2 separate regions of the Homo sapiens genome follow, and region 2 is linked to region 1. Evidence: read pairs that join two places in POLR2A ChIA-PET (ENCODE). Cell type or tissue: CD4-positive, alpha-beta T cell. All regions are shown on one strand. Each heading gives the region's core, and the rest is flanking DNA. Links, peaks and the distances in the headings are about the cores only.

Region 1 (8,336 bases), core at 236-8,235:
AGCCATTGTTGTATTGATGTGCTATGTTGACTCCCTCTTTATGGCCAAGCTCTGTGCTAGGGGTTGGGGATACAGAGGGGAATAGGTTCCAGCATTCAAGGGCAAAGGAGACAGACATGAAATAAATGATTATCCCGTAGAGGTGTTAGGTATTGTCACTGATGGACAATAGGGGGCCGTAGGAGGATAGTGAATTCAGAATGCTGTTGCCTGTGCCCCAGAACATCAGAACGCCTCATGTAGGAATGTGCTGTGGTGGAATGGAAAATGCACTGGAGATTTGGTGGGTTGGTTTGTTCATTTGGTTATTCATTGGCATGTACGAAGGCCGTGAGGTAGTGTATTAGTTTTATCTTGCTCTAGTAACAAATCACAAAAACTCAGTGACTTAGAACACAAATTCGTTCTCTTACAGTTTAGTAGGTCAGGGGTCTGAAACAGGTCTCACTGGGCTAAAATGCAGGTGTTGGCCAGGCCATGCTGCATTCCTTTCTGGAGGTTCTAGGGGAGTGCATTAATTAGGATTCTCCAGAGAAAAAGAACCAGTAGGAGATGGTAGAGGTGGGACTTATTAGGGGAATTGGCTCACATGATTATGGAGGCTGGGAAGTTCCACAACAGGCCATCTGTAAACTGGAGAAGCAGAGAAGCCAGTAGCATGGCTCAGTCCAAGCCCAACGGCCTGGGAACCAGGGAAGCCAGCAGCCTAACTCTCAGCTCAAGGCTGAAAGCCTCAGAACCTGGGGGTGGAGGGGCAGTTGGTACAAGTCCCAGAGTCCAAAGGCCAGAGAACTTGTTGTTCTGATTCCAAGGGCAGGAGAGGAAGGTGCCCTAGCTCCAGAAGAGAGAGAGAGAGAGATAATTTGCCCTTTCCTCTACCTTTTCTATGCAGGCCTTCAGCTGATGGGATGGTGCTTACCTACATTGGGCGAGGGCGGGCCTTCCTAACTCAACCCACCAACTCAAATGTTAGTCTCTTCCAGAAACACCCTTGCAGACATACCCTTTCCAGTATCCTGAAAAGAATACTTTCCCAGCTATCTGGGCATCCCTTAGTGCAGTCAAGTTGACATCTACCATGAACCATCACAGGGAGAATCCCTTCGAGAGGCCACCTGCATCTCTGCATTCCTTGGCTCATGGCCACCTTCCTCCATCTTCAAAGCCAGCAGTGGTGGAGTCTTTTTCACATCTCATCACTTGGACACTGATTCTCCTGCCTCTCTGTCCTACTTATAAGGACCCTTCTGATTGTACTGGGCCCACCCCGATAATCAGGCTAATCTCCCTCTCCCCAAGTCAGCTGATTAGCAACTGTAATTCCATCTGAAACCTTAATTCCATCTTACCTTGTAACCCAACATTCACAGGCTCTGAGGATTAGAACATTTGGGGGCCATTGATCTTCCTGCCCTAGGCAAGGGGGGCTGTGTGTGTTTGAGGTGATGGGCAAAGGCCCTGTGGCTGAAGCGTGGTGGGGAAAGTCCAAGAGGCAGGTAGGTGTTTTGAGGCTCAGTGCCATGGGGCTGGCGGTTGGAGGCTCTTACACAGAGGAATGGCATTTAATGGTTTGCCTTTTCAAAGGGTGGCCCTGGTAGCTGTTTGGAGAAAGGATGGGGGTGACATGCGGGGAGAGAGGGCAGCTGGAGACCATTACAGACAGTCAGATGACAGCCAGAGGTGAACGGGGAGGGGGAAAGGAGGTGAGTCAGAGATGTCATCGCCAGAAATCCTGTTGAATAGATTTGGGTGGGGAGGAAAGGAGACTTGAGAGGACTTGGTTTCTGATATGAGCCAGCAGCAGGATGACAGCGCTGTCTCCCGATGCAGGGAAGACGATGAATGGGAAGCCCGGGGCAGGCGGAGCACCTGCGAACACTTAGTGGAGTATGCTGTGCCCAGGTGCTGTGCCGAGGGCCTTGGCATTGTAACTGATCCTTGCAGCACCCAGAGAAGGCAGGCACGGTTTCTGCTCCATTCTGTGAGGCAGTGGAGTATTGTGGCTGTGAGCACAGACCACCTGCATTCATATCCTGGCTCTGTTGCTTACTTGCTATGATACTTGGGCAAGTACCTCAGTTTCCTTACCTGAAAATGAGAGTAATGTTATACCAGTCCTATAAAATTAGTGTGAAGATTAAATGAGTTTATATGTAAAGCACTGATGACTCATGGAAAACACTAGGTAAATATAACAGTATCATTATTTTTACACAGATGAACAGATTGAGGCACAGAGAGGTTAAGTATCTTGTCCAAAGACACACAGCTGGGTAAAGCCAGGATCCAAAGCCAGGCTCTGAACTGCTATGCCTTACCTCCTCCCCAGGAGCACGTCACAGAGATGTGGTGAAAACGGCATGTGCACATGCATACAAAAGCACTTAGCAGTGTGCATGACACAATATGTCCCATAAATGTCTGTATGTGGAAGTGCGGTTTCTTTTGCTGTAAAATGGGGGTGATTACCCCTACCCTGCCTAACTCACAGGTGACGGTAAGGCTCAAATGAAAAAGGCAAAGCATTTTGGAAATGGTAGAGACACTTGCACATGGGCAGGTTTTGTTGAACCATTTCGCATTGGAATTTCACTTGTGGGTGACCTAAGATCTTTCCCACTGTCACTCATCTTTGTCCCCCACACGCTGTCTTCCTGCCCCCACCTAACACCCAATCTGTGATAGAACAGAGCGGTTGGGGACCTGTCCCAATGCAGTGGCTCCCAGGTTTGGTGGCCTTCTCTGTGCAGCTGCTCTTGTCTGTCTGCACGCTGCACCAAGACCAAAGCCTCGCTGGGAAGGGTCTCACCTGCTCTTGCTGTTGTGGCCTCACAATTGGAGCTGTCCCTTTATTGGGCCTTTGATAAATCCTTGTTGAGTCAAGGCCACTGGGCAGTGAGTGCTTCTGTCCCAGGCATCCTCCTTAATCCTTTGACATGAGCAGCCCTAGAGGTTGCCTCGTGTTGTCACCATCCTTAGTCATTTAATCAACATATTTTTATGGAAAGTCTCTATGTGCTGGGTACTCTCCTAGGTGCTAGGGAGCAGTAATGAGCAATGGAGCCAACAGAGCCTCGTGGAGCCTGCATAATCATGCAGGGAAATAGATACTAATTAATCACACAACTAATGTAAAATTTTGACTTTAATAATCCTCCATAATAGGGTGATTCAACCTGAAGGGAAGACCTCTCTTGGAAGTGGCAACCAAGCCTGGGCACTGAAAGATGAGTGGAATTCACCAGGCAAAAAGAGGAGGGAGGAGTTGTCCAAGGAGCGGGACTATTGTGTGCAAAGGCCCTGTGGCAGGGGGAGGCATGGTTCCTTGAGGAAAAGAGAGAGAAAGCTAGTGTGGCTGTGGCAGAGATGGGGAGGATAAGCTGACTGAAGGCGTGAGTGGGTGACTTCCTGGGCCTGATGGGCCTCAAGAAGGAGTTTATTTAAGTGTGTGTTTGGGATGAAGCAGAGCGATATGAATAAATTTGCACTTCAAATAACCACCCTGGCTGCAATGTGGAGAGCAGTGTAGGAAGCCAGGGAGGACCCATCTAGGCCAGTCAGGAGGCAGTCGCAGGAGTTCCATGGAGAGATGGGAGTGGTTTGGATTAGGGTGGTGCTCATGGTGGTGGTACAAAGAGAAGTGGATGGAGAGATACTTCTCTTTTAGTGGATACGTTAATAGGATAGCAGTATCCTGTGGCTGCTTTTTATTGATTGATTGATTCATTTTATTTCAGTAGTTTTTGGGGTACAGGTAGTTTTTGGTTACATAGATAAGTTCTTTAGTGGTGATTTCTGAGATTTTCGTGCACCTGTCACCTGAGCAGTTTATACTGTACCCAATATGTAGACTTTTATCCCTCAACCCCTGCAGTCTTTCCCCCAACTCTGAGTCCCCAAAGTCCATTATATCATTCTTATGCCTTTGTGTCCTCATAGCTTAGCTTCCACTTATAAGTGAGAATATACAATATTTAGTTTTCCAATCCTGAGTTACTTCACTTAGAATAAGAGCCTTCAGCTCCTTCTAAGTTGCTGCAAAGGACATTATTTCATTCCTTTCTATGGCTGAGTAGTATTCCATGGTGTATATATGCCACATTTTCTTTATCCACTCATTGGTCGATGGGCACTTGGGTTGGTTTCGTATCTTTGCAATTGCAAATTGTGCTGCTATAAATGTGTATGCAAGTGTCTTTTTCATATAATGACTTATTTTGCGGGGGGGGGGGGAGGTGGTTACCCAGTGTGGGATTGCTGGATCAAATGATAGTTCTACTTTTAGTTCTTTAAGGAATCTCCATACTGTTTTCCATAGTGGTTGTACTAACTTATATTCCCACCAGCAGTGTAAAAGTGTTCACTTTTCACCACATCCATGCCATGGCTGCTTTTTATTGAGCACATATTATATACGAGCCATTGTGCTCAACACTTTACATCTGTTATTTACTCTTAGGGTTATTCTAAGGATTAAGTATTTCTGTCCTTTTACAGATGAGGAAACTGAGACTTACAGGGGTTAAGTCACTCACTCAAGGCCACACAGCCAGTAAGGTGGCAGAGCCCTAGAGCAGCCTCTCAAGCTTCAATGTGCGTTTGAATCACCTGGGGCTCTTGTTAAACTGCTGCTACAGATTCAGCAGGTGGGAGAGTGGAACTGAGGTACTCTGTTTCTGACGTGCCCCCTGGGTGGCCCTACTCCTGGTCCCTGGAGCACTTTGAGCAGCGAGAGTTTCTCTGCCTGTATGGCCCACACTCTCGACCCTGATGCCTTAGAAACAGCTGCAGACAGGATGCGATTCCTGAGACTGCTCAAACCTGAAACCCCATGGGCAGGATGTGGGTGAGCTGTCTGGACCTCAGGTGGGTGGGAGTTGTATCATATGCTCATTTCCCACATTGGCCTTTCAATAGCTTGAGTAAACCCGAAACTGAGAGGGTTGGAGGCAGCATCTCCCCTTCTACTCCCCCGCTTCACCTCCCCGGGCAACCAAACCCCACCCGTGCCCAGCTTCTGAGCGATAGACCTGGGCTGTGTATTTGCAGGAGCCTCACTGGGGTCACCAACCAGGTCATGTTGTGTTGCCCCAATAAATGGAACTGGATCAGAAAATCCAACGTGGATAGTTTTTAGGTGCCAAGCTGTCAGCTCTTCCCTTGGACTGTGCTGAAAGTGGAAGAGGAGAAAAAAATCAACCCAATGTTCTAAGCTCTCTGTCTACATAGTCATTAGATCCCAGGATCGTTAGAGACCAAATCCCTTCCCACTTGGCCCCTGCAAATGGGGCCAGGTGTCACTGCTGGGAGACGCCAGTAAGGCTGCACGTCATGGTGTGAGCACTTGTCTTTAATGACTGGGAAAATCCATTTCCTTCCTTGGCAGCTTTGAATGTAGCAACTGTGGTTCTGGGTCACTGCCAGAGCCAGCCTTGTGTGTATGTGTGTGATTTTTTAAAGTGGGGGAGAATGTCTCAATATTCAATGCTCACCCCCTTCCTTCCAAGTTGTACCCCCAGAGAACTGTCCAACACAAACTTTGGAGTTTTCCACTCTGGGAGTGGTCTGCTGGCACCCACGTGTCCTCCCCTCCTCTAATGCATCCTTTCTCTCTTGATCTCATTGTTCTGGGGTCCTCAGCTGAGTGGGCATCTGTGCCTGGGTGATCGATTCTAGTCTCTTTTCTGCAGGAGAGAACTCTTGAGCTCTGAGACAGGTAGAAAGAAAATCTTAAACCAAATAATAATGTTCTGCCTCACACTAGTAAATATTTTGCACTAAAAAATTCCGTGTCATTTTGATTTGTTCAGGTAGACAAGAACATCTTTTGTTTGAGGAAGAACTGAAGAGATTTCTTGGGATTCAGCTCCGATGGCTCTGCCTGTATCTCTCTATCATTGGAGCTTTGTTTTCCACCTTTGCAAGACTTGAGTGAAGGGAAGGCTTTGTGGTCTATTGTTAGGTGCTCTTTGAATCTATAAATCACAGGCTACAGGAAGGGAGGGGCTTCCAGAGACCATCTAGAGCCACCCTCTATCTCTAGCAGGGACACACACACACACACACACGTACACACACACAATGACTGCCTGTTGCGCGTTTCTAGAACCTAGTGGGGACAGGGGTACAGTTTCTTTTGGTGCATAGTTCTCATGTTGATTGGTTCCGACTGTCATGTTCTTGCACCTGTCCTGAGTATCTCTTGCTGTAGCTCTGGCCCTTTCCCCAGTCAGCTACTGCACTGCCCTGGCCCATGTTTCTTAGAGACATGGTTATCTCTGTGCTATTAGTGTCTGTGTCCTGGCCGAGGCAAGTCCCTTCCCTTTCTGAGTCTATATTCTTATAAAATGTGGCTTTGAGAATAGATGATGTTTCTGGTCTTAAAATTCTCTTTGACTCTGGAGTTCTGGATCTGTGCTTCTGTTTGATGTTGTTTCTCTTGCTGGGTGACCTTCTCTCTGACTCCCTGCTGTAAAGACCTCCTTTTTTTTTTTTTTTTTTTTTTTTTTTAATCAAAACCTAACTTGGTCCGACCTACCCCATGGCTGACCACCCAGGCACTTGCTTTTGACTTAAGGGTAGCACCATACGATGTCTTCTTTTTGTTTTTCATTTTAACAACCTGTATTTTTCACATCACAAAACCTTTCTAGATATTCACTGTAGAAAATTCAGAAAATATAGGTCAATAAGAAGAAAAAGATAGAAATCACTAAACTTCTATCAGACATAACCGCTGTTAAGAATTTGGTATATTTTCTTTCAGTCTTTTTTGTAAACACTCATACATAGGCCAGTGAATTTCATACTATGTAATTTTGTGTTCTGCCTTTCCACCTAATAATATATACTGAGCATTTTTGCCTATCATGAAACATTTGTAAACACAATTTTTAATACCTATTTACTACTTTACATCTCCTACTTTAGCCCTTGCATAATTATTTCCAAATGGAACAAATATCTGTCTTGTCCAGCCCACTGAACTGGCCAAATCAAATGAGATAAAATATGCAAAGAGCTGCACAAATATAAGTGATGATTGTTCATTTTGTTAGTTTTATCTCCCCAAGTGAACTACTTTACCGTATTGTCTCAAAATCGTTAAACAGTTTCCTGTTCACCAAGTTTTGCACAGTGGTGGGCAAAACATGCTGTCTGGCTGTAATCTCTTAAAAGGGCGTTACATATTAATAACTTTAAAAGTTTTTTCTTAGCAACTTCTTAGAAACTCTGGTCTAAGGAAATTATTCAAAATGTTATGTGCACAGAGATGTTCACTATGGCATTATTTACAATAGCCCCAAACTAGAAATCACCAAAATGTCTAATTATATGGGAAGGAGGTGAAGTAAATGATGATGAACCCACTTTCTAAGCTATTATATAGCTATTAAAAGTGATGTTTACAAAGCCTTTGTAATAAAATTGGAATATGTCATAATTATGGGAAGAAACAAAGGTACAATATGAGAGGGAAAAACAAAGGTACCTGCAGAGAAAGACGCCAAAATGGGAATGGTGGTTGTTAAATAATGGGCAGTTGTTTTCCTTCTCTTTTTCTGCTTTTCTTCAGCGAGCTTGTGTGCCTTTGATACATTAAAAGGTAGAGAGACAGAGACAAGAAGAGAGAGAGAGGAGACGAGAGAGAGAGAGAGAAACAAGACGAGAGAGAGAGATGAGACAAGAGAGAGAGAGGTGAACCTTGTTTTTAAAATTACCTGAAAGGATTTATGCAGAAGAGAGAAGGAAGGGGCACAGAGCTGAGTTCAAGAGAAGGGAGTGACCCAGAAGTGGGAGAAGCGGGCATGAGGGCTGAAGCCTGAATTGAGCTGAGACTTGTAGAAAATTCTCAGAACCACCAAAGGAGCCTTTTAATTTTTTTGGAGTAGGAAGAAAACAGGCACCTCCTTTGAGCATGCTAATATAATTATAAAAGGAGAAACCAAAATAGCTAGTTCCTAATTTGTTCACCAGACTTCTTCCTTCTCTGACCAGCGTGGGGAACAGGCTTGGTGAGACGGACATGAAGACCCATCCAGGCCATTGAGGAACTGGGGGCTAAGAAGAACTTCAGGGAGACTGACAATGGCCACATTCTGTTGTAATTTATAAAAAGTGAAGGAAAATAGAATTGTGTAATGTATAAATTTGGGTGAAAATAACAGCCTCCAGTAAAATTTCCTAAATGAGTTAAAAAAAAAAAAAAAGGCATTTCAGACTTACGGAAAAGTTACAAAAATCTAGCAAGGATCTTACGTTTACCTTCACCCAGATTCCGCAAACGTTAACATTAATTTTACCCTGTTTGCTTTCTCTCTCTGTTTTTCACTCAT
Region 2 (8,336 bases), core at 200-8,199, 67 kb before region 1:
CATCACCACTCCCTAATCTCAAGTACCCAGGGACACAAGGCCGCAGGGTCCTCTGCCTAGGAAAACCAGAGACCTTTGTTCACTTGTTTATCTGCTGACCTTCCCTCCACTATTGTCCTGTGACCCTGCCAAAACCCCCTCTGCGAGAAACACCCAAGAATGATCAATTAAAAAATAATAATAAATAAATAATAAATAAATAAATAAATAAATAATCCTTTTTGCCTTCGAGTTTAGTGGAGCATCGGGAGAAGGCAGAGCTCTGTCTGTGTGCTCAGCCTAACTTCCTTAACAGAATTCACAGTCAGTCTAACTTAACCTCCACAACAACATCAAGGGGCCAAGAATGCACAATGGGGAAAAGATAGCCTCTCCAAGAAATGGTGTTGGGGAAACTGGATATCCACATGTGGAAGAATGAAATTGGACCCTTCTCTTACATCAAAATCAACTCAAAATTGATGAAAGACTTCAACACTAGAAGAAAACTACTAGAAGAAAACATAGGGGGAAAGCTCCGTGACAGTCTGGGTGATGGTTTTTTGGATATGATCCCAAAAGCATAGGCAACAAAAGCAAAAATAGACAAATGGGACTACATCAAACTAGATAGCTTTTGCACAGTAAAAGAAACAATCAACACAGTAAAGACAGAACCAATGGAATTGGAGAAATTATTCGCAAACTATGCATCTGATAAGGGGTTAACATCCAAAATATATAAGTGACTCAACTTAATAGCAAGGAAACAAATGACTCAATTAAAAAATGGGCAAAGGACTTGAATAGACATTTCTCAAAAAAAGACATATGAATGGACAACAGGTATATGAAAAAATGCATCACTGATCATCAGAGAAATGCAAATTAAAACCACAAGATATCACCTAATACCTGTTAGAATGGCTGTTATAAAAAAGACAGAAGATACCAAGTGTTGGCAAGGATGTGGAAAAAAGGAAACCTATACACTGTTGGTGGGAGTGTAAATTAGAATAGCCATTATGGGCTGGTCAGGAGTTTGAGACCAGCCTGGCCAATATGGTGAAACCCCCGTCTCTACTAAAAATACACAAATTAGGCAGGCATGGTAGTGCATGCCTGTAGTCCCAGCTACTCAGGAGGCTGAGGCAGGGGAATCGCTTGAACCTGGGAGGCAAAGGTTGTAGTGAGCTGAGATTGCACCTCTGCACTCCAGCCTGGGCAAGAGTGAGACTCTGACTTAAAAAAAAATAGCCATTAGGGAAAACAGTATGGAAGTTCCTCAAAAAACTAAAAATAGAACTACTATATGATCCCACAATCTCACTACTAGGTATGTATCCAAAGGAAATGAAATCAAGTCAGTCCAAGAGATATCTGTACTCCCATTTTGTTGCAGTATTATTCAAATAGCCAAGGATGCAGAATCAACCTAAGTGTCCATCAACAAATGAACGGATAAAGAAAATGAGCCTGGAGGACATTGTTAAGTGAAATAAGCCAGACACAGAAAGACAAATACTGTGTGATTTCACTGAAAACTGAAATCTAAAAAAGTCAAACTCATAGAAGCAGAAAGCAGCATGGTGGTTATCAGGGGCGAGGAGGGGAGAGGATTGGAAGATGTTGGTCAAAGAATACAAAATTTCACTTAGACAGGAAAAATAAGTTCAAGGATCGATTGTACAACCTGGTGTCTATAGTTAATAGCTATGTATTATATACTTGAAAACTGCTGAGAGGAGACTTTAAGTGTTCTCTCCATAAATAGGTGAGATAATGCATATATAAATTAGCTTGATTTAGCCATTCCACAATGTGCATAGATGTCAAAACATCGTGCTGTACACCATAAATGTATACAAGTTGTATTTGTCAATTTAAAAAATAAAAAAATGCCAAGGGGCCAGTATCATTATCCTCATTTTCCAAATAAGAAAACAGGCTCAGAGTGGATGTCTGAGGGCTTGAATGTGGCAGGACCCAGAACTGCTCACGGCCCCGTGACTCCAACACTCTTTGCACAGCTGTGCACAGCTCTCCTTGCAATGCCCAGAGAAGGTTATGCCCTCCACAGCTACAAAGATATTGGGTCTTCTGTGGCAAAACCCTGGTGACAGTGGATGCCCTGGGGTGACCACGCCGTCTTCCATCTGAATGTATCCTCCTACTGTCTGCTGTGTTAGAGATGAGGCATTATGAGAAGGAGAAACTATTTGTCAAATGTAATTAACAATTAGAAATGACCTAAATGTCTAACGGTAGCAGATTGGGTAAATAAATAATCATAGAGCCACATAAGAAGTACTATTTGGCTGTTCAGAACAATTAAGTAGAAGAGTATTTAATTTCATGGAAATGCTCCTGACATATTGGTACATTAGAAAAAGCAGACTGCCTAAGCAGTGAGCATGGTACAATTCCATTTTAACAACAACAACACACATATCATAACGAGTCAACATTTATATACCCATACTCATATTCATAGCAGCATATTCACAATAACGAAAACATAGAAGCAAACCAAGTGTGCATCGATGGATGAATGGACAGGGAAAATGTGGCAGATACACACGATGGAATATTATTCAGCCTTAAATGGGAAGAAAGTTCTGTCACATGCTACCAAATGGATGAACTGTGAGGACACTGCGCTAAGTGAAGTGAGACAGTCACAAAAAGACAAATACTGTATGATTCCACTTATATGAGGTGCTTAAAGTAGTCAAATTCATAGAAACAGAAAGTAGAATAGTGGTTACCAGGGGCTGGGCGATGGGAAGAATGCGGAGTTAGTGTTTAATGAGTACAGAGTTTCAGTTTTAGGGGATGATAAGTTGCTGGACAGCACAGCTGTCCATAGGAACCAGCCATAAGCCACTGGGGCTTGCAGTGCACTGGAAATGTGGCTCGCCTGAATTGCGATGGGCTATAAATGTAAAACCCACTGTAGATTGTAAGACTTGGTATGTAAAAAAGAATATAACTTTTCTCATGAAGGATTTTTTTTTTTTTGAGATGGAGTCTCGCTCTGTTGCCCAGGCTGGAGTGCAGTGGCATGATCTCAGCTCACTGCAACTTCCGCCTCCTGGGTTCAAGAGATTCTCCTGCCTCAGCCACCCGCATAGCTGGGACTACAGGTTTGTGCTACCAGGCCTGGCTAATTTTTGTATTTTTAGTAGAGATGGGGTTTCTCCATGTTGGCCAGGCTGGTCTCGAGCTCCTGACCTCAAGTGATCTACCTGCCTGGGCCTCCCAAAGTGCTGGGATTACAGGCATAAGCCACTGCGCCTGGCCTCACGAAGGATTTACCAAAAAAAAAAAAAAAAAAAGATTTGGCTGGACACAGTGGCACACGCCTGTAATCCCAGCACTTTGGGAGGCCGAGGCGGGTGGATTGTCTGAGCTCAGGAGTTTGAGACCAGCTTGGGCAATATGGTGAAACCCCATCTCTACTAAAATACAAAAAATTAGCCGGGCGTGGCAGCGTGCACCTGTAGTCCCAGCTACTCAGGAGGCTGAGGCAGGAGAATCGCTTGAACCCGGGAGGCGGAGGCTGCAGTGAGCCAAGATCGCACCACTGCACTCCAGCCTGGGTGAGAGTGAGACTCTGACTCCAAAAAAAAAAAAAAAAAAAAAAAAAAAAAAATGGAAATGATAATCTTTTGGATGTATGGGATTAAATAAAATATATTATTAAAATTAGTTTTACCTTAAAAAAAAACTTTTGAAAAGTTAAAAATTCAGTGGCTCCAAAACTCAGAAGTCTACACCACACACATTAATCTCTCATTTAAGCCCCATGCCGGTGCAGCCAGTGCGGATCCTCAGAAGGCTCTGCTGGTCACCGGGGCCCTGGCGGAGGGTGCAGCTGCCATCTCATCACTGTCAGTCGCCCTGCTAGTGGGACAGTCGCAGCTCTAGAGGATATGGCACCCTCAATTAAATGCTTGGGACTCGAAGTGACAGTTGTCATTTCTGCTCACAGCTTATTGGCCACAGCTAGTCACACGGCTCCACTCAACCACAAGGGGGCGGGGCAATCTCACCAAGTGCCCCAAAGGCAGCGATCTGGAACTATTTGGCGAACAGGGCAAAATGACTAGCTCCGTGCAGCTTTTTTATTTCTTTAAAATACATAGAATAGAATAATTTTTAAAACGTAGAACGGAATAAAATAAGAAATATAGTATGTTTAGAATTTTTAATTTAAAACTTTAAATATTAGGTTATGTTTAATTTTTTTTTATATCATGTGTGAGGTACAATAAATATTTGTGGAATGTTGACAGTTCTTTCTGAAAAGGGATCACAGCTATAATGAATATGACTTTTTGGCTTTATTACTAACAAAGTGCTTGCCCGGGGGTCATCTCATTTAAGGTATTATGGGCCTCTTTGCAGATGAAGAAACTGATCTAAGACAGATGAGTGACCTCCCCAGGTCACCCAATCAAGTGGCAGAAGTGGGACTTGGGAACAAGTAAGATAACCCATGAGACTTCTTCTTCAAACCCCAATATTTCTTCTCTTTCCTATATCAACCTCAAATCTTAAGCTTGCTATTCTTTACTTCGTTTAATAACACTAACATTTAACATACTGAGTACTATCATCACTGCTAAGGAAACTAATGCTCAGAGGAGGAGACTTGCCCAAGGTTACGTGTCCCTGAAGAGGCAAGACTTGGATTCGAATGTGGATTTATGAGAATCAAAGCTACAACCACAATGCCCTTCTGCCACTCTGGCTTATTGACCTGCTTCTAGAAAAAAACTTGAATGGCATAGGGGATAAGTTTTAAGGGGACTTCCCATGATTGTATGGTCCAGGTGGTGTTCACCCAGCAACACCTGCCTGATGCCTTCAGCCCTTCTTACCATCCTAACCCTAGAAGGGCAGATATTTTGACACCCTGCATAGAACCTGGAGCCTCAACTCATGGACATTTAAAAAACAGACACACACAAACAAAAACTCCTTGATATTAGCAAAGGTAACCAGGTGACGAAATTATGTCAGGGTTGCATTTTAAAGAGACTGTTTTATTTCTGGCTTTATGGTGCTTGATGTAAGCTTTTAGAAATGTATTTTTATGATAATCAAAGATATTTATTTTACATGCCCTTTAAAAAGTGCCAGGACTGTAAATAATAATAGCTAACATTTAGTTCCTACTATATGCCAGGCACACTGCTTAAACATTAAAATGGATTATTTCATTTTAGCCTCACAATGTCAGTGAGGTAAACATAACCCGGGACCATGGAAACAAGAAGAACCTTGATGCCTTCCTGTGCTTGTGGAAGCGGCATCAGCTGGGATTCTCAAGTACTGCTAGCCAGCGTCTGCTCTGCCTCCAGCTGCAAGTTACTTACAGGCTCTGATCCTTAAATTGCAACATTCCACCATTGGGCTGAATGATCTCGAAACTCCCGGAGAGGAGGGGCTTCTCTGAGCAGTGCTCAGCACAACAGGGCTTCCTAAACAGCCACTATTATCATCCAAACAGGGAACATGTCTTCTGAAATGAAAAGCGGTGTGTACAGTCTGACAAGTGAAAGTTCTCATAGGGCCATGGACAGAGTATTTGAGATTCTAGCATCTCTGGAAGCGTTGAGTTACAATATAGCAGTTTGGGTTGCTATCTTGCCTGCCACTAGGAAATGAGGCAGTGCTGATTCTTTTTGTCTTTTGTAACATTAGTTCATATTTATTGAGTGCTGCTGTGTGCCAGACACTATGCTATTTACAAAAATTAGCTCCTAAGTCCTCATATCCACCCTACTTCGTGGGTACTATGATCATCTTCATTTCACAGATGAGGAAACTCAGGCTTCAAAAAGTGGGCAATTTCCCAAGGTGTCACTGCTAGTAGGTGACTGAGTCCAGGCTTAGATCTGGCACTGTGGCTACAGGGTCCTCATTCTTACCACTCTGTGTTCCCTTCTCCAGCATACTAAGGACTTGGCTTTGGGAGTAGATCTGCTCACTCGAAGGAAGAGTAAACATTTGCCTCAAGCTCTTTACAGTCAGTGATCTTATCTAATCCTCACATCATCTTTCTGAGGTGAGTATCACTATTAATCCCTTTTGACAGATGGAGAAATTGAGGCTCAGAGAGGTCAGACAAGTTGCCCAAGATCAACCAGCCAAATGTGTGGTAAAACCAGGATTTCAGACCCGAACCTGTCTGACCTCAGCCTTGGCTCTGAGCCAGGGTTTCTTACCCTTTGCACCATTGATATTTGGGGCCCGATAATTCTTTGTTGTAGGGGACTGTGCTGTGCATTGCAGTATGTGCAGTAGCATCTCTGACCTCCACCCACTAGATGCCAGTAGCACTCTGCCCCCAGTTACAACAATCTAAATTATCTCCAGAAATCACCAAATATTCCCTAAGGGCAAAACTGCCCCCAGTGGACAACCCCTGCTCCCCTGCTCTAACCACTAAGCACCCAGTGCTAGGACCCATGGCAAAGCCCCAGCTGACTGCTGCTTCTGCTGCAGGACCGGGGTCTCGGGTAAGAAGAGTTAAAATAAAACCTTTACGCTGTCATTTTAAAAGCCTCATGCCAGGTGTTCCTGGCTCTATGACCCTGAAATTGACCACCACTGCACAGTGAGGTATTGACTGGGTCCCACAGCCTGCTGGGGTGAGCCCAGGATGGCTGGAGGGCCTTTTGTCTCTCAAGACTAACTTGGTGTGCTCTCGGGGGTGGAGCCCCTCCCACAGTCATCAGTGTCTCTTCTGCCCAGTGCCAAATTTGTCTGGTGGCTATTAAGGAAGCTGCCTGATGATTATCCGTTGGCTCAAGCTTGGCTTTATCTCTAGTCTTCGATTCTAAATGAGACTAATGACCATTTGAGATTCAGATTCTGCACCAACTGCCCAGCTGCCTCCTCAGTGAAGGAGCTGAAGGGGAATCCCTTACAGCCTGGTTCACTGCTCCCATCTCAGCAAATACCCCCACCAGGCAATAAGAGACCCTGGAGATACCTCCCTCTCCATCACTGCCCAAGTTCAAGCCATCACCTGATCCTGTCAATTTTGGCTTCTAAATATGGTTTGAATCCTGTGGTGCTATCCATCTCCCACTCCCCAAATAGTCTAGCACAGACTATTGCAATATCCTCTGAAAGGTACCCCCTTCATTCACCCCTGTCTTCCATTTTGTCTTCCACACTGTAGCTAGAGTAACCTTTAAAAGTGTTCATCTGAACCTACCCACCCACCTCCCCCTACACTTTCCCACTCCTACCCTAATTCATCCGGTGTCACTTCTTGTCTTTCTCCATCACTTTCTCTACTCCAGACCTACTGATTTCTATTCTCAAAAGCACCATGTTCCCTCCAACCCAGGCACTTTGCCTGTGCTGCCCCCTCAGCCTGGGCATTCTCACTCTCCTTCTGCTAGGTAACTGCACTCATCCTCAGGGGGAGCCTCCCCTGGCCCACCCAGTGAAGCCTGGGTCCAGGTCCACTGTTGCCTGCTCTTAGGGCAATGTTTCACTCTCCTTCCTCTCTCTGATCTTAGCTCATACTCCTTTGGAAGTTATTTGTTTAAACTCATCTTCCCCATGAGACTGTAGGCTTCATGATAGGAGAAATGTGTCTGTTTTTCCTCACCACTGTATCCCTAAAGCTTAGTGTATTGCCTTGGGTTGGGTATATACATCAGGCACCTTGTACCTGCTTGTTGAATGACTGAATGAACTTATATAATCCTCCCAATGAGCCTGTGATGATCTTGCCTGAGGCCAGTGCTCTTTCCTTGCTCTCACTACGTATAGAACCTGCTCTCACAGCATTACAAGACGGAGACAGTAGACTCTGACAGGCATAGAGGGCTCTGGATCCTGATTGTCTGGGCTCAAATCTCTCTTCTGCCACTTCCTAGCTGTGTGACTTTGGGTAAGTTCCTTAACATCTCTGTGCTTAATGGTACCCCTCACATGGGGTGTTGTAAGGATCAAATAAGTTAGTCTTTTTTTTTTTTTTTTTTTTTTAGACACAGCCTCACTGTATCACCAAGGCTAGAGAGCAGTGGCGTGATCTTGGCTCCCTGTAGCCTCTACCTCCCAGGTTCAAGTGATTCTCGTGCCTTAGCCTCCTGAGTAGCTGGGATTACAGGCACATGCCACCACGCCGAGCTAATTTCTGTATTTTTAGTAGAGACAGGGTTTCACCATGTGGGCCAGGCTGGTCTCGAACTTCTGACCTCAGGTGATCCGTCCACCTTGGCCTCCCAAAGTGCTGAGATTACAGGCATGAGCCACTGTGCCTGGCCAGTTTAGTCTTTAACTTGTTTTTAAAAGGGCTCAATCGCATAATAAGTTCTCCATCCATC

The links. ChIA-PET counts read pairs that join two places held together with the same protein. Peaks named below come from ENCODE experiments on the same cell type or tissue, not always from the same donor. Only the 100,000 strongest peaks of a DNase experiment are listed, where the experiment ranks them.
Region 2: POLR2A ChIA-PET joins it to region 1 with 15 read pairs; 7 of 35 experiments call an interaction of 5 or more read pairs at or near these places.

What each region holds. Positions count from the first base shown.
Region 1 is chr1:25,671,364-25,679,699 of GRCh38, forward strand. The region is part of intron 1 of MAN1C1 (mannosidase alpha class 1C member 1); the gene reads left to right. Among named protein-coding and RNA genes, the nearest start is that of MAN1C1, 59 kb to the left of the region's middle. RefSeq lists a silencer at 4,881-4,950 and an enhancer at 5,031-5,080. In CD4-positive, alpha-beta T cell, for the core only: no CTCF peak of the experiment used is centred there; DNase peaks (open chromatin) are centred at 4,838, 5,358 and 6,058; H3K4me3 peaks cover 1,714 bases; H3K27ac peaks cover 1,088 bases.
Region 2 is chr1:25,604,765-25,613,100 of GRCh38, forward strand. No RefSeq gene overlaps it. Among named protein-coding and RNA genes, the nearest start is that of MAN1C1, 7.9 kb to the right of the region's middle. In CD4-positive, alpha-beta T cell, for the core only: CTCF peaks have their summits at 4,004 (motif pointing right), 4,206, 6,321 (motif pointing right) and 6,527; DNase peaks (open chromatin) are centred at 4,007 and 6,307; H3K4me3 peaks cover 308 bases.